Linked DNA regions of Homo sapiens: region 1 is linked to region 2. A link is a loop called in an ENCODE intact Hi-C map of the cell type or tissue named here. Cell type or tissue: MCF 10A. All regions are shown on one strand. Links, peaks and the distances in the headings refer to the core of each region. The heading gives the core; the rest is flanking DNA.

Region 1 (15,444 bases), core at 3,013-11,012, 200 kb after region 2:
AACGCGGCTCGCAGGGCGCCCAAACTGCTGTCCTATTCATCCCAGGACGGCTTCTGGATGGCATCGCAGAGGGCTCCGCGCTGGTTTTGCGTCTTCCACAGACTCTGGGCGCCCTGTCGCTTCTCCTGGGCCAGCTCTCAGAAGTGGCCCATGCCCTCCAGGGTCACGTCGTCGCGGTAGAAATGGAGGATGAGAGAGAGGTAGGTAAGGGAAGCCCGCAGCTGCCGGTGGACCAGGCTGCTGACGGCGGCTTCCACTTCGGTGCAGTAATTCTGGCTGATGTGGGAACTCATGGTTCTTTGGAAAGGAGCTAACCAGACACGCACACAAAAGAAAGGCTGAATTGGTCTTGGGCTGGGGGATGATGGGAAGGCCCAGAAGATGGTTCTGGAAGCTGCGGTGGGGGTAGGGGTGTGGGGAGAAAGTTAAGTAGGGGCCAGAGACTGGAGGCGGGAAAGAAGGGAGTTCAAGAAGGAGGTAAGCATGGTATGTCTGCAGGTGGGTTTTTTGTGTGACACAAATGTTAATTTCTGGCCATAGTCCCAGTCCCACAGTCCCCAGAAGCGAGCCTAGGGCCCTGTTTTATGAACCACACAGTCTCCAGGCGTTAAGTGACTACAGTCTGTAATATTCACTTTTAAAAAGTTAAAATTTTTATCGGTATTTACTGAACATTTGATTTAGTGTCTTGACAAGTCCTTATACAGTATTTAAATTTTATTTGAGCTTCAATGACCTAGATTAGATATATGAGAAAATCTTTTACTTACTGAATTTTCTTCTTCCAGAAAGTGTGGATTTCACACTATCTACTGATAGCCATTTTGCATTTACCAAAGATCTAAAATAAGTATATGTGTAATAATAGTTGTCCTAAAATTTTATTAAATCACTTTTAAATGGCATTTTTAGTTCCTTTATATCATAAATAAACTCAGTTTCTTAAAACATTGAAATACCAAAGGCCTTTTAAAGTAGTCTTAGCATATTAAATTTCAGTTATTAATGATCTTGATATTTAATGCCTTTGGTGGTAATTAACATTACATATTGTATTCATTATCATCATCATAAATGAAACAGCAGTGCTTAACATTACTGAGTTGTTACTATGTGTCAGGCACAATTCCAATGACTTTGTCTGTATTATCCCAATTGATCCTTCTGTCTATTCCATGAAGAATACTATTATTATTTCAACTTTATAGATGAATAAACAGATACCAAGAGGTTAACAACCTTGTCCAAGAATGCAGAACAACACCCACTTTACACAATCCTGCCTCTTAGTCATAGAAGTCCAGGATAAGGAAGTGATTTTAACCAGAGATGTTGACAATTCCCATTTTTGTGGGAGTTTTTGTTTGTTGGTGTTATGTGTTTGTGTGTTTGCTTGCTTGCTTTTTCTGAAAAGAGTGAAAACTCCTTATAGTTTTGGGTAATACCTAACACTAGTAAGAAGTCCACGCTGGGGAATGACATCAGCATTACTTTCACAAAGGCATTTATATTTGTAGGGTATTTTATATTTCTCACTTGAGCCTATGTAAAAATGCCCTCTGAATCATGGTCTGGCAAATTTGGCTGTCATTCAGGTGGATCCTGGATGCCTATTCATCTAGAAGGGGCAGAGGAGATTAAAGGATCTAGTCTTGGGGTGGGGGTAGGAGTAGAGATTATGGAAAGTGATACTAGTGACTGCTAAGATTCTAATTTTGTAATTTTATGTTTTTAAGCCTTCAGATGAAGTTTGAATACTAGTGTAATTGTTCTATGTGAATCCATGCCAGAACTCTATCTGGGAGTTGGAATCTTTTTTGCTCCCATCTGTCTCTGAGAGCCAGAGTTTATTAATGTGGAATAGAAAACTCCATTTTCTTTGTTAAAAAATCATTTTTTTTTCAAATAAATATTTGTATACCTTAAAGTGAAAATAGCTTGATGGTATCTGACAAATTTTTAAGCTACAACTTAAACTGAATTCTGTATGTTACTGAATTAAAGTTTGTTAATGACAAAACTTTGCAATGAGAAGTAGCAATGCAGATGCAGCTGTTTTATGTATTAAAAATTTTATGAATTATTTATTAAAATCAAATACTGCCAATTAGTATTATGTCTACCATACGGTATTCAAAACAAATTGATAATTCCATGGATATTTTAAAATATTTTTAAACATACCATAAACAAAATGTTACAAATTAAAGTATGCTCTACTTAATTATATAAACTTGTAAATAATTTTTTGTTGTTGTTGTTAAAAAAGAACTACTACCACGTTGGTTGTTTTCTTCACAAAATAAATTAAGAAATGTAGAGATAGGGTCTCACTATGTTGCCCAGGCTGGTCTCAAACTCCTGGCCTCAAGTCATTCTCCTGCTTTGGCTTCCCCAAGTGCCAGGATTACAGGCAGGAGCCACTGTGCCAGGCCAATAAAATACAATTTTTAACTATGTTTCCTGATAGTTTTGATGTTATCATTAAGAGTAGTGCAAAATTTGACACAGCTAGTTTTAATTAGAAATATTTATCTTAAATATTTTATACAAATTAATTAAATGTGCATAACAAAATGCATGCAGTTCATTCATAGTACAAAAGAGGTTTCAATGAAAGTGTTTTAAAAGGGTATGACAATGTAGATTGTTTATTACACATATTGGATTTCTATACTTTAAAATCCTGAGATTAAGAAAAGAAAAACAATGATTACTTTAAAAGATTATTCTAGGTATTTATTTAGTTTCTATCAGAAGAAATGAAACCTCAGAGAGCTCAGTGTTTTCCAAGTCCAAAAACTTAATGTCCAGTCAATAATCATAATTTTTTTAAGTTCTGGGAAGGATGCTTCTTTTAGAGCACTGCAGAGTGAAAAACTGGATTATCACTGGCTTGGTGATTTTTTGTTATATAGCTGACCTAAACTGTTTTATATTTGCTCCTCATCTCTCCTTTATTCTTAAATATTAATTAGGCCTTTTACAGTGTCTGTGGGGTGATACAGGTTCTGTAACTCTGATTTTTCTATAAAACCAGCATCTAGATCAAGTTCCCTTTCTACTGAACCCTTTTTGGAGTTTGGTCTTTTCAGTTTTCAGCTGCTTATGTTTCTTCCTTCATTCATTTCTTTCTTCATTCATTCTCAGCCACAAGACATTCTACATGGCTCTTTGGATCCGATAAACTGCTGAATTTGTTTTTTTGCTTATTATTATTCTATAACATCCTTGGAAGCATTGCTTTAATAATGTAGAGTTTTTGGCTCTCTCATTTTCTCAGAGTGTTGAGTCCTGTCAAAAACAAAAACAAAACCAAAAAAAATGTAAAATCTTAATTTGTGGCATGTGTTCCTCTTAGGAAAGGTTACTCTTCTGGGAAAGAAAGGGACTTGGGCCCTCCACATCCTCTGAAGAGAGTGTGTATGAACGCTAAAGATGGGTCCTTCCATTCTTACCCATATTCTGCTGGGTTTTTATTTCATTTTATTTTCCTTTCTCCAACACTCCTATATGGGTAGGAGCTATTTCATGAGTCTGTGTACTTACTGTTATAAATGAGCCTGCTCAGATTGTTAGCCTCCCTGTTTCAAAAGAATAGTTGACTTTTGTAGTCATAGAAACCTCTTAGCATTTTCCTACAACTAAAAATCTATATGTTAGTTTCTATTCTATTGATGGAAAAGGTTGATAGGACCATCCCATCACTCTTAATAGTTTCTGGGGTGGGTAGCAGCCTCGAAGCAAAGGACAGCAGTGCTGTAGCATAGAAAGGGAGAATGTAGGGGAGTTCAGCCAAGCTTTTATGAGGAACCCTCTTCTGCACCTAGGAATCTGGAATAGTAAGAACTTTGGTACTTTCTCTGGAGGCAACGTTTTTTGCTTTTGTTCTTGTTGATTGAACCATATCAACAAACTTTTTACGTGTTGTTATATTGAAATCCATTAGTATATCTTGCATTTTGAATGGATATTTTATTCATGCATGATTCTGTGACATAATTTGTATGTCTTTTTGAAAATGTTGGTTAACTGAGTGATATGGTTTGGCTCTGTGTCCCCACCCAAATCTCATCTTGAATGGTAATTGCCATGTGTCAGAGGAGGGGCCTGGTGGGAAACGATTGGATCATGGAGGTTGTTTCCCCCATGCTGTTCTTGTGATAGTGAGTGAGTTCTTATGAGAGCCGACGGTTTAAAAGTGTGTGGCTTCCTTCGCTGTCTCTCTCCTGACGCCATGTAAGATGTGTCTGGCTTCCCCTTCGCCTTCCACCATGAATGTTGTTTCCTGAGGCCTCCCCAACCATATGGAACTGTGAGTCAATTAAATCTCCTTTCTTTATAAATCACCAGGTCTCAGGTATGTCTTTACAGCAGTGTGAGAACAGACAACTACACTGAGTTAAGTAAATATTCCAAATGTTGACACCTTTCATTGTACTGTGTCACAAAGTCATGTTCATTAATATCACTGATCACATTATAAAATCTTTTAAGTATTATGGGGATGTCAGGTTCACGGTAGCACAAATAAGTTTACCAAAATTCTAATTTTCTTAATAAATCTCATATTTCATAATTAGCAACAAATAGTCATTTTCTGAAAATATCTGCCACATGCAGATTCTAAATATATTAAATACTGATTCTGATTCTAATAGGTTTTCAGTCACTCTTAGCAAATAAAATGTTGTTCCACGGTAAAAATGATGCATTCACCTTGCAAATCATAAAATTACTTCAGTGCTTTTACTCAAGATTGCCATTCAATTCAATTATGCAGCAACCATGCTTATGTCTACCTCTCTTTTGTCATTCATAACAAAGACATGTATGTACTCAATTTCAAAAGGCAATGCAATTTATAATCTTTAATGTTTCATCCAGGGCATTCTTAAATAAAGTTGGATTTTTTTTTTTACTGCAAATGTATGGCAGTGAAAAATACAATGATGCAATGACTCCTGGTACAGTTTGTTGCCTTTACCTTGATTTGCTAAAAGTCCCAGCCTTTTTTGCCACTAATCTATTTTCACTGTTAGTTTGATTTCACAGACTTCCTGAAAAAGCCTCAGAGACCCTTAGGGGTCTGCAGAAAACACTCTGAAAACTGCTGATCTATTCTAATTATTCTAATAATTATTCTAAAGAAAAGTTTATATAACTAATACCTACAAAATAATTTCATCAATCCATAAATATCCAAGAACTGTTCATTTATATACTTATGGTACTACAGAAGCATATGGGACAGACAGCTAACCCAGAATGAGGGGTGGGGGCAATCAAAAGTTTATCAAGTAAACGCCCCTGAGATGAGTCCTGTGGGATGAATAAGAGGAAGCTCAAGAAAAACTTCTTGGTGAAGGGATGGAGGTGCTTGGGAAGGGCACCCAAAGCAGAGAAAACAACATTGTCAAACACTGTGACTGAATATACTATCATGTATTAGTCAGGATAGGCTAGATTTTACTGTGGCTCCATACACTTAAATCTCCATAGCTTAGCACACCAAAATTTACTTCTCACTCATAGGTATTGACAGTAGGATGACTCTCCCAGGCTGCTGGATTAGCAATGCAGGCTGCTTTCATCTTGTGGCTATGCCGTGTGAACATTTGCCTTCACAATCCTAATCACAGAGCAAGAGAATGCTGCTAATAGACCCACTAACAGAATGAAAATATATCCACTAATGCTCCTAGATCATTTGCCAAAACTTGTTAAATGGCCCCTTTTAACTTTAAGGAGGCTGAGAAACATGAGACAGAACATGTATATTTGGAGATACAGAAGTTTCTCTGGCCTAATTTGTTGAAAAAGACCGCTGGCACTAATTTCTACTGTAGCAAAGAACAAATAGTTTTCACAGAGTAAACAGTAGAGGGCTCTGGGAATAAACTAGAATGATGACTAGTAGGCAACAGTGCAGTTCCAGATCAAAGAGGAGTAGAAGTAGAGCCTGGAAGGTTCTGACAAGCAAGAGATGCTTTCTGGTGTAATGATCAAAAGCTCTGTGCTAGTATTGAAGAAGTTTTATCTTTAATTGGGTAGAAAAGGGAAAAGGAAACAAGTACAATGTTGGGATGAGAATTCTTTAAAATTGCACAGATTTATAAGTCATCATGCAAAGAAAAAAGTTACGTAAAACTGCTCTGTAGTTTGTCTCTGCTATATAAAACACGAGTAGAAAAAAAGACTAGAAAAAATATAGGACACCAGAGTGTTTTTTTTAAACAGAGTTTATTCTAGTGATATTATGAATGATTTCTGGAGTCTGTCTTATATTTTCCATAATGAGCATGGTTACTTTATAACCAAAAGGAAAAAAAATTCATTAACCTTTGTTTAAAGAAATTTCAATTTAAATGAGATATTTTCAATAAATCATTAGTCATTAAATATTGATGAGATATTTATGAATATGGTGAACATATTTTCCCAGCCTAAATTGGGACATTTAGCTTGATATAAATGAATTGAAAATTTTGCATCGAACAGTCTTGGAAAATCATATGGTTGCGTAGTCATAAATAACTGAAATCCTATAATTATGTTTCTTTAAGCTCAAATGGGACATAATTGTATATGACAGATTTATCATTTATTTTTGCTTTCCATAAATGTGTTAATGAAATTTGTTAAGCTAGTTTTTATAAACGGAATTGCATTTTAAATTACCAGAATAACTTGATGTTTAAATACATTCACTATTTTGAGTTTTTTTTTATGTAAAATATATATGCACATATATACTTGCTTAAAGGATAAAAAGACATTAATTACTGTCTCTGACATCTCAACTTCTGTTTTTTTCTTTTCTGCGAGAACACCCCTATGTTCTATCACTTTTCCCAGCAGAGGGCACTACAACCCAAGTATCAGGCTTCTCATGTTTCCCCTAAATGTCAAACGTAACATTGTTAACTTGAGAAGTCTCATAAATGAGCAAAATACAATCCCAGCAGGAGACAGAAGAATAGACAAAGTGAAAACCTACCCCCCCCATCCTTATTTCTGGCAAATACAAAATATAAACCGTGATTCCATTAAAAAAAAAAACTCATTCTTGCAAAGGACAGTAACAAGTTCCATGATAAATAAAGATGTATTTAAGTAATAGATTCTGCTCTAAAAACCACATAACCAAGTGGAAAGTACCAGTACACAGCAAATGCAATGCAGGGTAATTATAATAACTGCCAGGTTTAGAACACTACACTCTGTTTTATACCTCCAGCTGCCTACTTGACCACTCCAAATAATGCAAGGCCCCCAAAACTTAATATGTCCACCCCATTTTATCATTTGACTTACATATGTGCTCCTCTTTATATGTTCACCCATTTATTTAATGGCATTACTGTTCTTGAAAATTTATTATCCCCTTTAATTTCTCCTTTTCTATCATCTTTCCCCATCAGTCCTAAGTCTTGATGGTTTCCTAACTAGTCTTGCAAGTCTTTGGTGATTTACTAATACATGAAGCATAACTTTTTATCTTTTTTTTTTCTTTGTTGAGACAGTCTCGCTCTGTTGCACAGGCTGGAGTGCAATGGTGTGATCTTGGCTTACTGCAACCTCTGCCTCCTGGGTTCAAGCAATTCTCCTGCCTCAGCCTCCCAAGTAGCTGGGAGTACAGGCATGTGCCAACATGCCCAGCTAAGAAAGATAACTTTTAAAATTTTATTTTCAAGCCCTTCGTAATCTAAATGGTATCTAAATTCCCAGTCCTGCCTATGGGTTCCTCCCTTTAGCAACACAACATGCCAATTAAAACTCTAATTTCCTTCAGAGCCCAGCTCAAATTTCATATAAAAAAGACTTGGCAAAAATTATTCTCTCCTCTCCCGTTCTCTGATGACATGTCATTTGTATTTTTGTTAGAACACTGTATTAGTCGTTTTCACACTGTTGATAAAAACATACCTGATTCTGGGCAATTTACAAAACAAAGAGGTTTAATTGGACTTAAAGTTCCACATGGCTGGGGAAGTCTCACAATCCTGGTGGACAGCAAGGAGGAGCAAGTCACATCTTACATGGATGGCAGCCAGCAAAGAGAGCTTGTGCAGAGAAATTTCCCTTTTTAAAACCATCAGCTCTTGTGAGACTTATTTGCTATCATGAGAACAGCATGGGAAAGACCTGCCCCCATGATTCAATTACCTCTTACTGGGTCCCTCTCACAACACTTGGAAATTCAAGATGAGATTTGGGCAGGGACACAGTCAAACCATATCATTCCACGCTGGCCCCTCACAAATCTCATGTCTTCACATTTTAAAGCCAATCATGCCTTCCCAACAGTCCCCCAAAGTCTTAACTCATTTCAGCAGTAACTCAAACATCCATAGTCCAAAGTCTCATCTGAGACAAAGCAAGTCCGTTCCACCTATGAGCCTGGAAAATCAAAAGCAGGTTAGTTACTTCCTAGAAACAAAGGGGGTACAGGCATTGGGTAAATACAGCCGTTCCAAATGGGAGAAATTGGCCAAAACAAAGCGGCTATAGGCCCCATGCAAGTCCAAAATCCAATGGGCAGTCAAATCTTAAAGCTCAAAAATGATCTCCTTTGACTCCATGTCTCTCATCCAGGTCATGCTGATGTAAGAGGTGGGTTCCCATGGTCTTGAGCAGCTCCATCTCTGTGGCTTTGTGGGGTACAGCCTCCCTCCCAGCTGCTTTCATGGGCTGGTGTTGAGTGTCTGCAACTTTTCCAGGCACACGGTGCAAGCTGTCAGTGGATCTAACATTCTGGGGTCGGGAGGACGGTGGCCCTCTTCTCACAGCTCCACTAGGTGGTCCCCCAGTAGGGAGTCTGTGTGGGAGTTCAGACCCCTCATTTCCCTTCTGCACTGCCCTAGCAAAGGTTCTCCATGACAGCCCTGCCCCTGCAGCAAACTTCTGCCTGGACATCCAGGCATTTCCATACATCCTCTGAGATCTAGGCCAAGGTTCCTAAACCCCAATCCTTGACTTCTGTGCACTTGCAGGCTCAACACTACATGGAAGCTGCCAAGGCTTGAGGCTTGCACCCTCTAAAGCCACAGCTGAGCTCTACATTGACCCCTTTTAGTCATGGCTAGAGCAGCTGGGATGCAGGGCACCACGTCCCTAGGTTGCACACAGCATGGGGACCTTGGGCCTGGCCCACAAAACCACTTTTTTCTCCTAGGCCTCTGGGCCTGTGATGGGAGGGGCTGCCGAGAAGACCTCTGACATGCCCTAGAGACATTTTCCCCATTGTCTTGAAGATTAACATTCAGCTCCTCATTACTTATGCAAATTTTTTCAGCTGGCTTGAATTTCTCCTCAGAAGATGGGATTTTCTTTTCTGTCATATTGTCAGCCTGAAAATTTTCAGAACTTTTATGCTCTGCCTCCCTTATAAAACTGAATTTCTTTAACAGCACCCAAGTCACCTCTTGAATGCTTTGCTGCTTAGAAATTTCTTCCACCAGATACCCTAAATCATCATCTCTCTCCAGTTCAGTTTCTTTTCTTTTTTTTTTTTTTTGAGATGGAGTTTCACTCTTATTGCCCATGCTGGAGTGCAATGGTGCAATCTCGGCTCACAGCAACCTCTGCCTCCTGGGTTCAAGTGATTCTCCTTCCTCAGCCTCCCTAGCAGCTGGGATTACAGGTACCCACCACAATGCCTGGCTAATATTTTTTATTTTTAGTAGACATGGGGTTTCACCATGTTGGCCAGGCTGTTCTCAAACTCCTGACCTCAGGTGATCCACCCACCTCAGCCTCCCAAAGTTTCACAAATCTCTAGGGCAGGGGCAAGATGCTGCTAGTCTCTTTGCCAAAACATAACAAGGGTCACCATTGGTCCAGTTCCCAACAAGTTCCTCACCTCCATCTGAGACCACTTCAGCCTGGATTACTTTGTCCATATCATCAGCATTTTGGTCAAAGCCACTGAACAAGTCTCTAGGGAGTTCCAAATTTTTCCACATTTTCCTGTCTTCTTCTGAGCCCTCCAAACTGTTCCAACCTCTGCCTGTTACCCAGTTCCAAAGTCGCTTCCACATTTTCGGGTATCTTTTCAGCAACGCCCCACTCTACTGGTACCAATTTACTGTATTAGTCTATTTTCATGCTGCTGATAAAGACATATCCTACACTGGGCAGTTTACAGAAAAAAGAGGCTTAATTGGACTTAAAGTTCCACGTGGCTGGGGAAGCCTCACAATCATGGCAGAAGGCAAAGAGGAGCAAGTCACGTCTTACATGGATGGCAGCAAGCAAAGAGAGCTTATGCAGGGAAACTCCCTTTTTAAAACCATCGGATCTCATGAGACTTATTTGCTATCATGAGAACAGCATGGGAAAGACCTGCCCCCATGATTCAGTTACCTCCTACCCTGTCCCTACCACAACACATGGAAATTCCGGATGAGATTTGGGTGGGGACACAGCCAAACCATATCAAACCGTAATCACAGTCTGTTTAAAATAATGTGTCTATGTCTCTTTTCTCTGTGCCATTTTTATAAAACAGTAGTTTTGTAGTTCAGTAGACAAACAGCCTACTGAACACAGCAGAAGCTTAATATGCTGAATCAAGTGGCACACTGATAGTACCATGATTCGGTTACCTCCTACTGGGTCCCTCCCACAACACATGGAAATTCCAGAGAAGATTTGAATCAGGACAACCAAACCATATCAAACACTAATCAGAGTCTGTTTAAAATAATGTGTCTATGTCTCTTTTTTCTATGCCATTTTTATAAAATTATGAGACAAGCAGCCTACTCAACACAGTAGAAGCTTAATATGCTGAATCAAGTGGCACACTGATAGTACAAGCGGGGGATCTTTATACTTGCATGCTTGTTCATTTGTGCTATGCACTGCTTACATCCACTTCCTCATGAGAACTGCACTGGAAGAGCTCAGGTTTATATTTAAAAAATTTTTAAAGATTTATACAAACTTTAAGGTTTTGCCCAGAAAAAATATTGTCTTTTAATAATATTTTCCAGGTTAAGGTTTGTTAAGGAATAATAAAATACATGAATGAGTGAAATCCTTCTTAGTAAATGCTAATGAAAAGAACTTTTCAAAAATTTTATTGTTTAAATACTTTTTCTGGGCCGGGCGCGGTGGCTCGTGCCTGTAATCCTAGCACTTTGGGAGGCCGAGACGGGCGGATCACGAGGTCAGGAGATCGAGACCATCTTGGCTAACACGGTGAAACCCCGTTTCTACTAAAAATACAAAAAATTAGCCGGGCGTGTTGGCGGGCGCCTGTAGTCCCAGCTACTTGGGAGGCTGAGGCAGGAGAATGGCATGAACCCGGGAGGCGGAGCTTGCAGTGAGCCGAGATCGCGCCACTGCACTCCAGCCTGGGCGACAGAGCGAGACTCCGTCTCAAAAAAAAAAAAAAAAAAAAAAAAAAAAATACTTTTTCTGGATTCCAAAAATAAGATTTTCAGATTATCTCTTGTATAAAAGTAAATTTGAAGGAATAGAAAAACCCCATACCTCTAAAAGTAGCTTTTTCTTCTTGGTTCTGTCATATTTTCTTTGACTAAATATTAGCTCTGGACTAATAAAATACTTTTCTGGTACATCTTCCCTGAAGGGCTCCTAAGGGTTTTATACCACAGAGGAAAATTCTAACTGAAATACTGACATGGGGATTAATTACAAAGAGACATTAGTGCTTGTATGTAATATAGTCTGGTAAACAATTCAAAAATACTACTAGGTCATAAAAATTCCACTTAATTTTTTTTGCAAGTATATTATGTTTATGAACACCTCCAGGCTGCTTATAACTCACCCACCTCTTTTTATGGAACCTTGCTGCAAAAGCATAGATATCTGAATCATAGATTTCTACATTTGAAGTCACTAAATTCAACTTCTCACCCAGTTGAGAGAATCACTCTTTCTTTGCTTGAGCACCACTGAAAACAGGGATCTCCTCACTTTTGAGGATGTTCCTTTGATTTTGGCTAATAAAAATTATTAAAATGAACCAGCATTTGTATAGCTCTTATTTGTATAATTTTTAGTGAAATTTCCTAATGTGGTTTTCTCTTTATCAGCATTCTGATGATAAACATTCTAGGGTGAGATCATACCAAGATAGAATAGTTGTCCTAGAATGGTCTAGGAAGGCACACTAGAATAATAATTTAAAGTGTGAGCATCACAAACATAGAAAGACAAGTATCACTTGTTCTCTCACTCATGTGTGGGAACTGAAAAAGTAGATCTCATGAAGATAGAGTAAATTGGTGTTTACCAGGGTCTGGGAAGGGTAAAGGGAAGGGGAGAGATGAAGAGAGGTTGATTCGTAGGTACAGATAATACACTTTGATAAAATAATTTTTTTAAATCAATTTTCCATCAAAGAGTAAAGAAAAAGTGTAGGCATTCCCTGACATTGCCAAGCTATATGAACTTAAACAAGTTTCTTAAACTCCCCAAGTTTCCATTTCCTTGTCTGCAAAGTAGGAATCATAGTAGTTACTACCTACATTTGTACATGAATACAATAAATATAAAGCATTTTGCATAGTGCCTAGCAAATAGTAAATTTTTTAAAAAGTAGTGATCTCTTATTACAGAAGAGATAATTTTTTGGGAAGAGATAATTTGAATTGGTATACAGTTGAGAAAAGGCTGGCATTTAGATGAGGGGATTAATGGTCAAAGGGCTGAGCATGGCACAAGTGGGAGCACTAGGAAATAAATGCCCATTAAAGAGAATAGGGATAGGTTGGGCACATGGGATGGATCTAAAGGAGTAGTTCCCTAGGGGCAGTAGTGGATTGCGGAGTTATCACAAGAAATCCTCAAATCCATTAGTACACCAACCCATGCCTTAAACTGAATGTATATTACATACCACTTCCAAATATGAATAGATGTTGCAATTCTTAAAATAAAAATTCATTTAAAACAGCCAGTGAATGAATAGATATTTTGATTTTTTTTTCTTTTAAATAGAGTCTCACATTGTCTCCCAGGCTGGAGTTCAGTGCCACAATCTCAGCTCACTGCAAGTTCTGCTTCCCGGGCTCAATTGATCCTCTCACCTCAGTCTCCCAAGTAGTTGGGACCACAGGTGTGCACCACCATGCCTGGCTAATTTTTGTTTTTTTTTGTAGACATGAGGCCTCCCTGTGTTGAGCAGGCTGGTCTCAAACTCCTCGGCTCAAGGGATCTGCCTGCCTCAGCCTCCCAAAGTGCTGGGATTACAGACGTGTGCCACCACGCCCTGCGATATTTTGATTTTTATCAATTTTTATCTTCTTCAGGTCTCTACTTGAATCTTATATCTTCAGAGAGGTTTTCTCTGGCTTTACTATCTAATATAGTCTCCAGGTCTTTTTCATTCTCCAGTCCCTTATTCTGTTTCAGTTTCCTTCACAGCACCAAACGCAACCTGGCATTGTATTATGTATCTACTTGTTTACTACCTATCTCTTCTCTTTGAATATAAATGACCATGAAGGCAAGGACTTTGTTATATCACCACCGTCACTCCAGCATCTAGAACACTGCCTACACATGGTGCACCTTCAGTAAATATTTGCTAAATAAATAAACAGATTCACAAAATAGTAGTTTCAAATGCGTACTACAAGGCCAACTAATTAATGTTATATGCAGCCCTTTTCATCTTCTCAGTAAAAATTCAAATTAAAGTAGCATCAGAAGACTCTTTTCTCCTTCTTTATAGTCATCATTGAGTCTTTGCCCGAAATAATAACTTCTTATTAATAAATGAGTTGCCATAGAAATTGGCCCTATTACTATGAGATACCTAAGAGGGAAATGAAAATCTTTTTTCTAAAGGGCTGCAACTTAAACACGTTAAAGAACATTGCTTTTGAGATACAAGTACAAGACATAAATATTCATTTCGTTGCTCAAATGGTAAGACATTAGTCAAAGCTTCCCGTAACCCCAATCAAGTTAAACCTCTAATGTATTATTTTAAATTAGGTAGTGCATGTTGCCACTTGGATGCCCACTCATCCACTACCAACACATGTTGAACTCATACAACCTCAACCTCCACAAAAGAACACGTCATGAGATTACTTAATGTGTAATCGAAACAAAATCTGTTTCATATGTTAATTAGGTCAACAAAAGATATATTTAACATTCGATAAGACATTAGTGTGATCTAAAGTATTCACTGTACAGTGTTCTGTCTGGACATCTCTATTTTTACTGTCAATGTTACATTATCATGTTTATTGGGTTCCTTGCCCTTTATTCCGACATCTGCAGAACCAAATCGGTTAGATTGCCACTGATTGTAGGGCAAATGTTCATGGCCCCCAAATTAGATAGAGTTGTTTTCACTTCATTCTCTTCCCTTGAGAGAGTAGAAATAGTGGTCCTGTTGTGTTCTTTTCTTTCCCCAAATCTGGCTGCAGTTCTTTAAACACAATACATTAGCACGTTTGCTCTGGATATTTGGTGAAGAATGCATACTATGCATCAATATAAATCTCAATAGTGTGCAAGCAAACAATTACCTATAGGATAACCTGCTTATATATTCTGCTATTGCTACATCAGAATTATTTCTGACATGTCTGTCTCTAAAATTTCCTAAGCGTCACCTCTTGCAATCAAGATATTTTCAGTGCTAGAGATTTGAATAGTTGCATGTGTAACTCCCTTCCACCCACTATGCCATCTGTTACCTACGAAGTATAGCAGTTGGAGTCAGGAAATTTGGCACAGTTCTCCAAGTGGGGCAACCTCCTCTACCTTCTTGGAGCCTAGTAAATAAGGTTCTCTTTTCTGTTCCTCTTTCGTCTCTCAATCAAATAACTGTAAATAAACCCCTAAATGGTTTGATTAGCTATTGAATAATGGTAGTGATCATAGGATGGCAAACTGTTTTTAGTGTGGATTTTTTTAGAAAATAGAGCCCAAGGCAATTCTAGGGATATGCAATTCTAGGGAAGAAGGACTGAGGGAAAGGGATCAATAGAGAAAGAAGGGATGAGGATGGAAAGCAAATGTAAGGGGTACGTTACCAATTGGGCTAGAGTTTTATATCAAGCTAGTGGGATATCTTTGGAGAGTCTATATGAGCCACTGTGTTTCTGAATGATTTGTCTAGGGAGAGGAAGGGAGAAGAATTCACCTTCTTGTATCTGCCATTGGAAAAAAATTCCTCCCATGACACATCGACTGTGACACAGTTTTAGGTTGTACCACCTGGCCCTCTAGCAGCTATGAGGAGGCTAGATCACAAAACAGCAGTGACAACATCCACAGTGGCAGCCACACTGCATGGAGTAAGCTAGTGAGTGGAAGCAAGTCAGTGACACTTGCCACTGTCCATGTATAATTTGCAACCTCACAAACACAACTGGGCAAATCAGTGCACCTCCACAGTGTCTCAGAGGTGATGGAAAAACTCCACGTGGGAAGCAAGAAATG
Region 2 (15,444 bases), core at 3,292-11,291:
AATTAAATTAAATTAAATTAATAAAAATAAAGCTGTATATTAAAGCATTTTATAAATTAGAAAGATCTCAGAAATTTAAGAAACTATATCTTCTTGGCCTTTTGGCTAAGACCAAGTGTAGACATTAATAATATTGCTATTTTAATAATTTTTTTTTTTTTGGGGGGATGGAGTCTTGCTCTGTTGCCCAGGCTGGAGTGCAGTGGCGCGATCTCGGCTCACTGCAAGCTCCGCCTCCCAGGTTCACGCCATTCTCCTTCCTCAGCCTCCCGAGTAGCTGGGACTACAGGCGCCCGCCGTCACGCCCGGCTAATTTTTTTTTTGTATTTTTAGTAGAGACAGGGTTTCACCTTATTAGCCAGGATGGTCTCGATCTCCAGACCTCGTGATCCGCCCACCTCAGCCTCCCAAAGTGCTGGGATTACAGGCGTAAGCCACAGCGCTCAGCCTATTTTAATAATTTTTATATCAATAATATAATACTAAAAGATTCCTGAGATATGTTATTTTTATTCAGATTTATGTCAAGGTGTCCATCTAATTTCAACATTACTTTGCTATTCAAAAATGTAAGAACCTAGATATTTTACCTTCTTATAGAGAATAATAAGAGAAATGTCCTTCTCCCTGAGCTAAATCAGTTATTAACACTCAGTGAATTGAGTGATTGATCTTTTGAAAGTGAGTACTATAGATTATTTTTAGTTGCCTTACTTATAAAATTGTGGCAATGACCTAGGGAGTCTGTGACTTAGCCTGATTCAGAGGGATGGATCAAAATCAAAGGTGGAACCAAGTCTCACAAATCCTACTTCTTTTGGGAACAAACGTGAGGAACCGGTGACAATAATCTGCAACCATCAGACAAATTCCAAAAATAAAAATAAAAATAAGCAGGACCTTATAATTCTGACACAATCAAATCCCAAGGGATTTGCTTATTCAACTGTCTTTGAATTACAAAATAATTATTTTGGAACTGCAAAATTATTTTGAAATGTGATATATTTAAAAATTCACGGCCAGGTACAGTGGCTCAAGCTGTAATCCCAGCACTTTGGGAGGCCAGGGCGGGCAGATCATTTGAGGTCAGGAGTTTGAGACCAGCCTGACCAACATGGTGAAACCCCATCTCTACTAAAAATACAAAAAAATTAGCCAGTCGTGGTGCCTCATGCCTGTAGTTCCAGCTACTGGGGAGGCTGAAGCAGGAGAATTGCTTGAACCCGGGAGGAGGAGATTGCAGTGAGCCGACATGGCACCACTGCACTCCATCCTGGGCAACAGAGCGAGACTCCATCTCAAAAACAAAAACAAACAATAAAATAAAATTCACATGAAACAACTGGAAAAAAGAAATATTATGATTAAAATGAAGAGAAAAGCAGCAGGAGCATTCATTTACAGAGTGAATACAAACCATTTTGCTCTAATAACCAGTTTCCTTAGATAATCTTTCTGAATTTATTCCTTTTCAATTTACTTAGTCAAAGAAATAAGTAACCTAACTTTTTTCACTGGTTAGAAGGTGAAAGAAACAGACGACAGCTGAATTACAGTCATCACTGCGTGATTTCATAAGCTGTTACTTTCCCAAGTGGTAAAATCTATTCTTCCTTACCATAAAAAAAAATACACATTTCTCCCTTTGAACTTTTTGAAGCACTTTATTCAGCAGCAAAAGACATTCTTTAGATCCCCTGAGATACAAAGGTGGTATTTTCTCCAAGATGAACATTCACTATGCCATCAATTAATCAGTGATGTTAAAACACACTGAATACAATTAACTGTTTTACATGCCAGCATAATACCCTCTTAATAGTCACATTAAACATTAAGAGAATACTATTTCAGCCATTTCCTCTAATAGGTTGTGCTATATAGTCCTTTGCCTTCTTTTTCTTTTGTGATTATTCAAAGGAGGCAAGACAATAAGAGTATGAAGCACAGGGTAAGTACAAGAAAATTTTGCGAGGCACTGAACTCCTATAATAATCTTCATTCAAGATCATTAATATAGTAGTTTGAAAAAGATAAAATGAAAGCTTCAATCTAAATAAGTTCTAAAGATAACACATCAAGATCCATAGATGCAATTTAATCCTCACATTATACATTATACTGATTAACAAGGTAATTGCAAAATAAATTCCATGGTGGAAAAATATCAAAATATCAACAATATGTATCATGTGGAAAGGTGAGGTTTTTGATGATCATAGTACGTTCTTTTTTCTTTTGAAATATATTTTCTACATTTATGTATACTAATACTAATAGATATGTCAATTCGAACTTTGTGGCTTATCTCATTATTATCATTTACCTAAATAAAACTAGAATTAAAATATAACTACTGTGGTATTTATCTTCCTCTAAGCTTAGAAAAGATATAATAGCAGGACATCATCGAAAGTGTGAGAATTCAGTGTGCACATGCTTAGACGGCGTTGACTTCCATATACTCCCTTAAAGTTCCCTATTCCTCATATTTCAGATTCTACTACATATAGTTATTTTTAGACTATCAAGTCACAAAATTGAATTAATCACACCCTTCATTTCATTGCACATTTTCAGCGTCTGTGCAATACCCCTTTTTAAATTTTACCTTTCTACTTTTTACTACCTTTTTCCCATGCATCCACCATTCTCACCTCACCCCACCCTTACATATTTAATTTATACCCTACCAGTATATCATTGCTATATTCATTTAGATATATGTGTATCTTTAAAGATGAATTTGGTGTTTCTGGGCATATGCATGTAATATCCTTGAAAGTTATTCTTTTATAAATCTCATATTGTTTATTCCCCAATTTGTCATGATATTTTAAGAGCCATCCAGATAAATATTAATCTAGAACATTATTTCTGAGTGCTGAATATAACTTTATTATGTGTCTATCCCTTATTTTATTTCCCATTCCTCTGTCAATGGACATCTAGACTTTCTCCATTCTTACTACCACAAACATTGCTGTGAAAAATATTCCTAGGGACATGTGCAAGAGACCTAGAAGTGTAATTGCTACATCATTGAGAAAGTATAAAGATAGTTAATTTACCAAGTACTTTCAGGTTGCTCCCTGGAATGGTTGCAACAGCTTACTTTCCCTTAAGTTGAATGGGAGGTCTCTTATTTCCCAACATCCTCATCACTGCATGATATTGTCAGACTTTCCAATTGTTTTAATTTGCAGTTCTCTGATTACAGAGTAAGGGTAAGTCACTCTTCGTTTGCTTATGAACCATTTGGGATTCCCAGTTTATTTGTGTATTTTCTGTTTCAATAGTAGAATGCAAACTTCATAGGTGCTGTTGTTTATTTGCATCTCCATTCCTTTCCTGATTAGTTTTAACATAAATTTGTCTAGTCAATCTTTTAAAAGAAAAGCCAGTTTTGAGTTTTTATAGTTCATAGTTATATGTTTAGAATACGTTGAATGAATGATGAATAAGTAAAAAAGGAATGTCATTTGCTGTGTAACAAACAACTGCACAACTCAATGACTTATAACAACAAACTTTTTATCCTCACTCACCAAGTGCCCACCTACCTGTGGGTAGTTGTGGCTCTGAAGAGGCATATTGGGCATGGCTCCAGCCTGCAATTTGAATGAGGTCTGCAATGAGAGGAAACTGTTGTTTAGATTTTTTAAAACTTAGATTTATAGTTTACATGTTCCAAATTCCTTTTCTTTAAAATATAGGAAAAAAAATGATACCGAATATTTATGACCCAGTAAGCCTAGGAAAACATCTTGCAAGCTGAGTTGTCATGAAAATATCTTGAGTAAGATTATATTTGATTATTCTCTCTGCTTTAGTACAACTTAATATGTTTTACTTATATTTTCTGACTTTCATTGTAAAGATGATAAGCCTCTCCAATATGGCAAATTATTTTACTACAGAGACTGTCTTAACATAACATCTGCCCAAGGTTTATTTTAAAAAAAAAAAGAGCATGTTTCAGAAAATTGCATGAAGTCATCAAACATGTCTTATGTCTCATAGCAGAGTTGCTATTCAGTCAGTATACATGACCATACAAGTTGTTAAAATATTGAAACAATCCTATATACATGGTAAATAGAAGCCACTTTGAGACCCTGCCCCATGCCTCTGCCCCAGCCCACCAGAGGTGTACTCATAATCCGGACATGAAGGGCACAGCATCCAGGAAGCTGCTCTAGCAGTTTGGCTGGTGTCTGTTCTGATTGGTCAGTGCCCTATGTTGTACTAATTGTTATATATTTTAAATATCACGTCTGAAGATAGGAAATAGCGCAAATTCTCATGTACAATGTGTAAATAAACTCATGGGATTTTGTCGGGGGTGGGGGTTGGGCTTTGTTCCTCCAACAAATACGCACATATACATACGACATGCATGACACCTATGTATACGCTCCAAAATCTCTGGGATAAAGAAAGCAATACAGTGTGTCTCTCTTCCTGAAGCTGTTTATATTAAAGATGCCTCTGGCAGTTTTTCATCTAAACACGTTACAAAGCTTCACTTGTTCCACACTTTTCACATCTCTTGGTTAACTTCTGGATTGATTCCTTGTCTTACTTGAGCACATCCTCCCAAAGTGTTTTCAAACAGAATTTTTGTCAGCCTTCTGAGGCCTTGTGTACCTTACAATAACTTATTTCAGCCTTACATTGAATTAATTGGATATAGCATCCTAGCTTCAAATTTCTCTTATTTCAACAATTTCTCTGTCCTCTTTCTATCAAATACACTCAGCCCTATGTATCTTCAGGTTCTGCATTTACAGATTCAAACAACCTGGGACCGAAAATATTCAAGAAAAAACCAAATTAACAATTAAAAAAATACAAATAAAAACCAAAGCAGCATAACAACTATTTACATAGCATTCCTATTGTATTAGGTATCATATGTAATATAGAGATAATTGAATGTATACAGGAGGATGTATGTAGATTATGAGCAAACAGGCCATTTTATATAAGGGAATTGAGCATTCCTGGATTTTACTATGAAGGCAGTGGGTCCTTGAACCAATCCTTGAAGATACTGAAGAAAGACTGTACTAATATCACTCTTTCGTCCTGCAAAATTCTGTCACTGTATCTTACCTTTTCTCTCAGTTTTTTAGCACTGCTTTGTCCTTCCTGAGTCCTTCTAGAAGAGTTGATTGACCTGATCTTTCAGCTCACTAATTTGTATTTCAAGTGTGTTCACTCTGAAAAGCAGTATCTAAAAAACATCTATAAGGTTTATCTAATACCATACTTACTGAGTTATTTCAGTTATTAGGTTTTTCATACTGAATATCTCCAGTTGGTCCTTCATAACTGATTTTTCTGATTCATGTTTCTAATTTCCTCCTTTGGGTCTCTAAAAATATTTTTAGTCCTTTTAAAACAATTATTACACTTTTGAACATTTTTTTCTATCTGATCCATTCATTTGGCTTCCTCTTTTATTTTTATTTTTTTAGCTTCCTCTTTTAAAGATATCTGTTTGCCTACCTTCTTTTCATAATACATACATTCTTCACATTTTGTGATTTTGTTATTTTTTTCCTGTGAACATACAGTCCCTTATGGTCTTGGATGATATTCAGATGATTTAATAACAAGGACAGCATGGACACCAACTAATCCTAACAGAATGCTGAACATATTAGAACAGATAGATGCTCACTGTTAACTACCTGATATGGGCTCAATGACTGTCGTCCTAACTTGAGACTATCAGCTAATCATACTAATTAAGTGTACTATTATACCCTGATTAGTATCCTCAGATTACAAAGTTATTGTACCAAAAATCTCCTCCTAAAGACCCAATTCTGATGTCAATTTGATCTAAACTGGTTGACAACATAATTTCTAAATCTTTTCCCTGCAATGATTAAAGTATAATCCAACAGCTTCTTAAGATTTAAAGATAAGATTTTCAAGATCATAAAAGGTTTAACATAAGAAAGACTGTACTAATATCACTCTTTTGTCCTGCAAAATTCTGTCACTATGTCTTAACTTTTCTCTCAGGTTTTTAGCACTGTTTGTCACTTCCTAAGTCCTTCTAGGTAAGGACTAAGATAAAATAATTCCAAGAAAAGACCTCATGCTAGGAATAGTCTGTTTACCATCCAGCAAGAGTATTCTTTTTATTTCCAAATTAGATAACCTGCTACAATCATGAATTATTTTACATAGTTTATTTATATTAAAATTTAATAAAACAGTGGTAAAGTTTATCTGGTACTTTAATACTATTCTCTTTTTTTTTTTTTTTTCAAGTCAAAGCTGTTTTATTATCATTCACATTATTTCATAGAAAAAGGAATGTAGCAAACGTCAGGGTCAGGGTTGTACATAAAAAATCCAGGTTTGTAGAGGTCGCGTTATTTACATCTGGGGGCAGGGCTGTCCCAGCATCAGGCACAGCAGCTGCACTTGTCCGACGCCCCTTTGCAGATGCAGCCCTGGGCACACTTGGCACAGCCCACAGGACAGCAGGAGCAGCAGCTTTTCTTGCAGGAGGTGCATTTGCACTCTTTGCACTTGCAGGAGCCGGCGCAGGTGCAGGAGTCACTGGCGGCACAGGAGCAGTTGGGATCCATGGCGAGCTGAAGAGGCGGCTGGAGTCGGGACAGGTTGTACACGGGCTCGCTGGGACTTGGAGGAGGCGTGGTCAATACTGTTGTCTTTTTAAACTTTTGTTCAACATTTCAGTATCAGACTATTTCTTCTTTGGCACTTGCTTTCAATTCGCCTATCTTGCCACTAGATGGAGAGGGATGCCACTAGGTGGAGGGTGATGCCTACCACTAGATGGTACTTAAACTTACCTTCTTGCATTCAACAGCCTAAAAGATAGCTGTTTAAGTTTAACGTGTATATACAGGGTCTTGTCTTAATATGGTGAAAAATTAATGTTCCAGTTTCAAAAGCGAACTTATAACATCTTTTTTCCTCTAGGTCATTGAAACAAGAATTCTCTCTCTCTCTATCTTTCTCTTTCTCTCTTTAAATTGTTTTTACAGACGGGGTCTCCTTCTGTCACTCAGGCTATAGTGCAGTGGCATGATCATAGCTCACTGTAGCCTTGAACTCCTCGGTTCCCACCTCAGCCTCCCCAGTAGCTGGGATTACAGACTTAAGCCATCATGCTGACGAGCCTTCTTTAATACCTATGCTAAAACTCCATGTACTTATTTGGGAAGAAAAGGGAAGATGGTTAGCCCCATGAATAGTGACAATAATAATAATAAAGTTATCACCATTTCAGGATGGTGCTGTACATGCCACCTGCTGGAGAAAAAAGATGTGGGAGGTGTTACACTGACAGCCTGAGGGTTCCCCAGGAATTCATTTAGCCTCATTAATTCGGGGAAGGGTAGTTATTCCACCAGCAAATTCCAGCAAGCGAAATGGCAGCTTTGGACATTTGGGCCTCTCTAGTTTCTTTGAGTTATACAGTGCTTCCTTATAGAATTTATTTCCTTCCATGGATCTTACTGTGAGTAGCCAGATATCTAAATCCTGGGCTCATGCACAAGTAACCCCCAGACCTCATAAAATTATACTGCTGTATATTCGTACACTTACATTTCAAGTCTAGCATTTGCATCTAAATTCATTTGGCTGCATCATAATCAAGTCACATAATCTTGCTTTCATTTTAAGTCTTACAGGCTTCAACTAAGTTTAATTTTGAAAACAAGGCAGGGCGCGATGGCTTACGCCTGTAATCCCAGCACTTTGGGAGGCCAAGGCGGGTGGATCACTTGAGGTCAGTAGTTTGAGACCAGCTTGGCCAACATGGAGAAACCCCGTCTCTACTAAAAACATGAAAAATTAGCCAGGCGCGGTGGCTCACACCTGTAATCCCAGCACTCTGGGAGTCTGAGGCGGGCAGATCACTTGAGGTCAGGAGTTCGAGAATAGCCTGGCCAACATGGTGAAACCCTGTCTCTAATTTAAAGAAAATACAAAAATTAGCCAGGCGTGGTGATGCATGCCTGTAATCCCAGCTCCTTGGGAAGCCGAGGCAGGAGAATCGCTTCAACCGGGGAGGCGGATGTTGCAGTGAGCCGAGATCAGGCCACTGCGCTCCAGCCTGGGAGACAGATCGAGACTCCATCTCAAAAAAAAAAAAAAAAAAAAAAATTGAAAACTGTAAAAGGAACATTTTTTTTACTATATACTTGAAAGATCAAAAAAGAAGTGTCTATCTACCAATACAGAGCTACAGTAAGAGGTCACTAGACATTAAGTTATTTATTTCACTGGTAATAATTTTACATGGTTGAACGTTCATGTTAAGTTTCTCACCATGCGAGATGCGAGATGATTCATAAATACATTGCTGGGAAATACTGGGGAAACAGATCGTCTAAAGACTTAATTGCGGCCGTGCGCGAGGGCTAACCCCTATAATCCCAGCAATTTGGGAGGCCGAGGCCAGAGAATCACCTGAGGTCGGGAGTTCGAGACCAGCCTGGCCAATAGGACAAAAACCCCATCTCTACTAAAAATACAAAAATTAGCCTAGTGTGGTGGCGTATGCCTCAAATCCCAGCTACTCTGGAGGCTGAGGCACGAGAATCTCTTGAACCCGGGAGGCGGAGGTTGCTGGTGAGCAGAGATTGGCCACTGCACTCCAGCCTGGGTGATAGAGTGAGACTCCATCTCAAAAAAAAAAAAAAAAATCTAATCGTAATTCACTTGTGGTGAGAATTAAAATCTTCAAACTAGCCAAAGAAATTCATAGTTTTTAAATAATATGTCACTTTCCTTTTCAAAAGCATTGACAAATGTATTAATCATGACTGACAATATGGAACAAAGATTGCTGGAAGGAGTATAAACTGGCATAACTTTTCAAGAGAGCAATTTTGCAATCATTATCAAAAATTTGAAAAGTATTCATATTGTTTAGGGAATTTTATTTATTTATTACAGAGAAAATTACGTAACAACCAAAAAATTTAAAACTCAAGGGATGGTTAAACAAATCCTAATACATAGTTCTATTTCCATTACAATCAACATCGAATAAGCTTTCCGTGCCTTAGAGGTTAGAAGGTAAAAACTACGTTTCCCAGATATCTTCGCAGGGAGGGCTGCGGAAGGGTTTGGGTTCCGCCAATCAGATGCACCGTGTGCAGCGGCAGGGCGGCTGCGGTCCTTTTGGATGCTGCCAAGCCAGGCCGAGACTGCTTTGTTCTGCCAATGGCAGCCTCGGGCTTCTAGCGCTTCCACCTGACACTGCTGCCTTTGGATCGCAGGACTACCCATGCCATTTCTGGAGAATGGAAGTTGTTCCTAAACGCTCACACAGCGCCTGCCCCTACAATTCCAAACAGTTTGTAAGCCATCTAATGGTTTGCAGCCAGTGATAAATTCCTTTCTGCCTATTTATTCTGGAAGAGCAGTCTGCAACTGAACCATATCAAATACAGTATCGATATGGTAGAATATGGCACATCAATTTAAAAATCAAGGTTGTTAACTAATATTTAATGGCACAGGGGTAAATTCTGTAACTTTTTTATGGACACAATTTATTTTTCACTGATTTATAACTAGATCACTACTCATGCCAAAAACTATTTTCGTAACGGCCTGTGTAGTCTTTCAGAGCGAACAATTAAACACATGTGAGGAGTTTCGCTTCGTTGTAGGGAAAATTAAAAATGATTTTTAAACACAATACCAAAAGGATTTCCCTCCTTGACTCGGGCGCGATTCTGTGGGTGTACTACCCAATTTATCTCAAAAGGTTTTATTTTTAGGCTTAATCCGTGTATCAACCAAAGTAGCCTGTCTTAGAAATTCAGGCAAATTTGGCTCAAACTTATTTTACAAAATAGTGGAATTCCTGCACTCCTCTGGTTTCAGTAGTGCAACCAATTCTTGGGAAAGAGAAGGAAGGTGAGAGGGTGGCTTAGATATTTTTTCCTAACAATTGAGTGATTTTTTGCTTGCTGTCCCCATTTTTCTTTTACAAAAGGGGAAGGGAACTCTGCCTCTTACCCCTCTGATGCGAATTAGACCACTTCCCTTAGCAGGTAGAAGCAGCACAGTCAATTTTGGTTTTAAATGATTTTTTTCTGCCTGCATTTCACAAGTCTACTGAGTCATTACATTATCATTTGAAAACACTTTGTAATCAGAGAACACATCAACATGTTCTGCATATGTTTGGGATAAAGAATATGCAATGTAGAAAAAAGGTAAAGTTAGTCATTCAGAGGAAGGACTATAAAACATTTTCTGAAAATGCCCTTTTTTGTATTTTTTCTTAACATTTTAGAATATAATTTTAGAAAGGAGCATGCTTTGGACAGACTAGAATTTAGAGCTCATTGTGTGACTTACCTTTGTTGTCCTATTAAATCTTCCCAGGATGCCACTACACCCACTTCAGACCCGTGAGCCTCAAAGTGTCTAGGAGGCGGTTTGATATGCAGACTAAAGTGAGATGTAAGATCACATAGCTCTTGGTTCAAGTTTGAGTTCCTTTATTACTTTAGTTAACCTAAGTGTCTTTTTTTTCTTTCTTATTATGTTGACACTTCAGAGAATAAATTTCATTTTTAAAGATGTTTTATAATGGCATCTTTTAAAATGAGATTATAGGCCAGGCGCAGTGGCTCACGCCTGTAATCCCAGCACTCTGGGAGGTCAAGGTGGGCTGATCACCTGAGTTCAGGAGTTCAAGGCCAACCTGGCCAACATGGTGAAACCCCATCTCTACTAAAAAATATTTTAAAAATTAGTGTGGTGTGGTGGTGCACACCTGTAGTCCCAGGGAGTGCTGAGGCAGGAGAGTCGCTTGAACCTGGGAAGTGAAGGTTGCAGTGAGCCAAGATTATGCCACTGCACTCCAGCCTGGGCAACAGAGCGAGACTCCATCTCAAAAAAATGTATAAATAAATAAATAAGGATTATAATAGCAATTTACTTATAGGGCTATTATAGATTAAATGAGCTAATGCATGCATTTAAATTTTAGCATGGAAGGGTCTAAGGCCCTAAGTGTATGTAAATAGTGAAGAAATTGACCCAAACTGAACTTTTTATCTTTCCTCCGATACTGAGTATTCTGTATTCATTATCTGTGATTATGATGAGGACATCTTTTAGATCAGCAGTCCCCAGCCTTTTTGGCACCAGGGACCAGTTTAATGGAAAACAATTTTTCCATGGACAAGAGAGATGAATGGTTTCCAGATGAAACTATTCCACCTCAGATCATCAGGCATTAGTTAGACTCTCATCAGGAGCTTACAATGTAGCTCCTTCACATGCACGATTTGCAATGGGGTTCACGATCCTATGAGAATCTAATGCCACCACTAATCCAACAGGAGGTGGTGCTCAGGTGGTAATGCTCACTTGCTTGCCTGCTGGTCACCTCCTACTATGCAACCCAGTTCCTAAAGACCATGGACCAGAATCTGTGTCATGGGGGTTGGGGACCCCTGTTTTAGATGCTTTTTTTTTTTTTTTTGAGACGGAGTCTCACTCTGTCGTCCAGGCTGGAGTGCAGTGGCACGATCTCAGCTCACTGCAACCTGCACGTCCAGGGTTCAAGGAGTTCCCTGCCTCAGCCTCCCTAGTAGCTGGGATTATAGGCTCCCACCACCACGCCCAGATAATTTTTGTATTTTTAGTAGAGACGCGGTTTCACTGTATTGTTCAGGCTGGTCTTGAACTCCGGACCTCGTGATCCACCTGCCTCGGCCTCCCAAAGTGCTGGGATTACAGGCGTGAGCCACTGCACCTGGCCTTAGATGCTTCTTGAGAACATTTGTTATTTACCTCTCTGAGCTGGGTATAATTTTGATTCTTTTAAATTAAGCCATGAGAAGAAAATGTCAGAATAGCAATAATATTACCTACTACTCAGGGATTTAATAATATTTAGAAAATGTAAACTAAAATGGTTGTTACTAACAGCAATTTCCGCCTCAGAAGACATATACAAGCAGTCAGAACACTTCTCTCTTTTGAAGCAATCATCTAGTCATATTCCAAGACCTGACCACTTATTGTGGGCAAAACTTTGTGTCTTCTCTCTTCTCTCTAAAAAATAGAGCCACAGTAAAACTACTGCCAATAATGGTAACAATGTTATTATATTAATTTATATGTTATGTTATTATTATTGTAGCTACTTTTTTGTACTTACTGCTATATGCCAGATAACACCCATGCTTTATCTGCTAAATCTGCCCAGTGACTCTCTGAGGTAGATATTTTGATTCCCATGTACTGTCACAGAGGAGGACACAGAGTACAAAGAGGTTAACTTGATTAATACAATCAACTGAATAGCTCCTAAGTGGCAGAGTCTGGATTCGAACAGAGAGCCCCGATTCTGGAGTTCTTAAAGAGATATAGATAAAATCTTGAAGAGTTCAGCTGCCCACCAACCTAATCTAATCACTAAGTGTTTTATTAATTTCAAACAGGTGAATGGAGTCCCTTGAATTGCTTATCACTTGTTTGTTGTTGTCTTTTTTTTTTTTTTTTTTGAGATGGAATCTCCATCTGTTACCCAGGCTGGAGTGCAGTGGTGCGATCTCGGCTCACTGCAAACTATGCCTCCTGGGTTCAGGCCATTCTCCTGCCTTACCCTACTGAATAGCTGGGATTATAGGTGTCTGCCACCATGCCTGACTAATTTTTGTATTTTTAGTAGAGACAGGGTTTCACCATGTTGGCCAGGCTGGTCTCGAACTCCTGACCTCAGATAATCCATTCTCCTTGGCTTCCCAAAGTGCTGGGATTACACGCGTGAGCCACTGAACCCGGCCATTGTTGTTGTCTTTTTTTTTTTTTTTTGAGACAGAGTTTCTCTCTTGTTGCCCAGGCTGGAGTGCAGTGGTGCCATCTTCGCTCACTGCAACCTCCACCTCCCGGGTTCAAGCGATTCTCCTGTCTCACCTGGGACTACAGGCACGCACCACCATGCCTGGCTAATTTTGTATTTTTTAGTAAAGATGGGGTTTCTCCATGTTGGTCAGGCTGGTCTCAAACTCCCAACTTCAGGTGATCCGCCTGCCTCAGCCTCCCAAAGTGCTGGGATTGCAGGCGTGAGCCACCGCGTTTGGCCCTGTTGTTGTCTCTTGAGGCAAGGTCTCACCTCTGTCTCGCAGGCTGGAGTGCAGTGGCACGATCACAGCTCACTCCATCCTCCCACCTCAGCCTCCCAAATAGCTGGGACTACAGTCATGCAACACCACACCTGGCTAATTTTTTAAATTTTTGTGGAGACAGAGTCATGCAGTGTTGCCTAGGCTGGTCACAAATTCCAATCAATCCTCTTGCATCGTCCTTCCAAAGTGCTGGCATAATAGGCATGAGCCACAGCTCTCCCAGACACTTGTTAAAATGGCAGATTGCCAGGCCCCACGAAGAGCCTCAAATCTGATATCTGGGATTAAGACTAGAAATCTGCACTTTGGACAAATTTTCCTTGTGAATCATATACACCGTATAGTTTGAGAACTTCTGATCGAAAGGATGAATTTCAAACTCCCTACTTGTACATTAAAAACAATGCCTTGGGCAGTGCCTGCTTTGTAATAGATGCTGAACAAATACATGTGGGAAAAAACCCAAGGAGCCAGGAAGAGAAGAAAGCAAGGATGACTAATCAGGCTACTTAATTTTTGGATAAAATTAAGTCTTAAGATGAAGGAAAGGAGGATAGACTAGATCCTCTACAGACATTTTGCACATATTAATTTCAAACTTCAGTCAGCTTTCTGCCATATTTTTCTTTCTCCAAAAGGTTAGGAAGCCCTTGAAAAACAAATACAATGATTAACTAAGTGTACATTTAACCACCGAATTTCTAAATGCCTTTCATTCTTTTCTTCTTTTTATTACAACTTTCTCTGCTTGCACTGGCATGCAAACTGGTTATGCTGGTCAAATGAGTCAATTCAGAGGAAAGCGTTAATTTAGATGAGAGCGTGTTTGTGTTGAAATCTTCCAGAGGCACACATAGTCACACGTGCACAAAAAATGTGGCTTCATATCTGTGTTCCAGTCAGTCTAAACAATTTTTTAAATATTCCTGGAAATTTGTCCTGGAAGCTGCTTTAGAAAGTTTGGCACAATTAAGTCCAGACTTACCCAAGTAAGAAGTTCCCTTTCGATTTTTCAACCACTTCCTTCCCCTTATCCCCACCACTGGTTAAAAAGAAAAAAAGAAAAAACAGTGATATACTTCTACCACATTCCACTATTTAGAATAATAGAAAATTAGAGCTAAAACTACTAAAAGCCATGCTTAAAATTTTTATAGCATTTAATGCTTGTAAAGGTAGTTTCATTTCACATGCACAGCTCATTTGATCTTCACAATAACTCTGTGGTTGACATTTTATAGATGAAGAAATCGAAGCCATGTGACGTGCCCAAAGTCAAGGAAAGTTCAAGCTCCATATCGTTTTTCTTTTTTTCCTTTCTTTCCTTTTTTTTTTTTTTTAATTCTTTTTAGACAGGGTCTCATTCTATTGCCTAGGCTGAAGTGCAATGATATGATCCTGGCTTATATCAGCCTCCACCTCCTGGACTCAGGGAATCCTCCCGCTTCAGTCTCCCAAGTAGCTGGGACTACAGGCATGTGGCACCATGCCCAGACAATTTTGCAGGGGGTGTTTTTTGTAGAGATGGGGTGCAGGGGTCTGTCCTGCAGACCCTGACCCAATGACAGATGAATAACGTGCACTGACACAGATATTCTGCTTTGCCAGTCTGGCTGAGCATCCAGACCACTTACAGACACCAAGAAGAGTGCTGTAAATAGTTGGAACCTCCAGCCTAGACACAGCAAGACTCACATTCATTCAGTAAAGATTAATTGACAAAGGCTTGAGTCAACACCACTAGAGGGTAATTGACATTGCGGACCTCCCGAGTAGAAAGCAATTAAGCACACTAAGATTAGTCTTAGGACCACATGAGTAAACAAGCTAGTTAGATAAACTCCCCCACATTCCTTTGTATCTACTTTAACCTATTTAACTAAAGGTAAAGGGACTAGGCTGCCTTCAGCTAGATCTATTACTGAAGTTATGCAAACTCTCAGGCCTTCCAAGAGGGTTTGTGGCTATGATAACTAAAATTTTTCCCACCAGCCTGACTGAACCCCCACAATGGGGTTTCCCCATTTTGCCCAGGCTGGTCTCAGAACACCTGGGCTCAAGTGATCCACCCCACTGAGCCTCCCAAAGTGCTGGGATTACAGGCATGAGCCACTGCATCTGGCCATGAGTCCAATTTCTTACTGGACAAAGGAGAAAATATAGGAACAGAGAGAATAATTTATATAGAGTTGATTGAATGCTGGTCACTGGTAGAATCCAGAGCTGTTGATATCTTCTGTTTATTCTTTTTTTTCTTCTCTTTACTAAATACTTCTTT

The links. Peaks named below come from ENCODE experiments on the same cell type or tissue, not always from the same donor. Only the 100,000 strongest peaks of a DNase experiment are listed, where the experiment ranks them.
Region 1: a loop joins it to region 2, with 5 times the contacts of the local background. A loop is called at or near these places in 8 of 110 quality-filtered maps.

What each region holds. Positions count from the first base shown.
Region 1 is chr4:68,167,162-68,182,605 of GRCh38, reverse strand. It overlaps the pseudogene FTLP10. Among named protein-coding and RNA genes, the nearest start is that of TMPRSS11F, 45 kb to the right of the region's middle. In MCF 10A, for the core only: a CTCF peak has its summit at 6,862 (motif pointing right); a DNase peak (open chromatin) is centred at 6,875.
Region 2 is chr4:68,367,496-68,382,939 of GRCh38, reverse strand. It overlaps the pseudogene MT2P1 and the pseudogene LOC124900917. Among named protein-coding and RNA genes, the nearest start is that of YTHDC1, 25 kb to the right of the region's middle. In MCF 10A, for the core only: a CTCF peak has its summit at 6,791 (motif pointing right); a DNase peak (open chromatin) is centred at 6,769.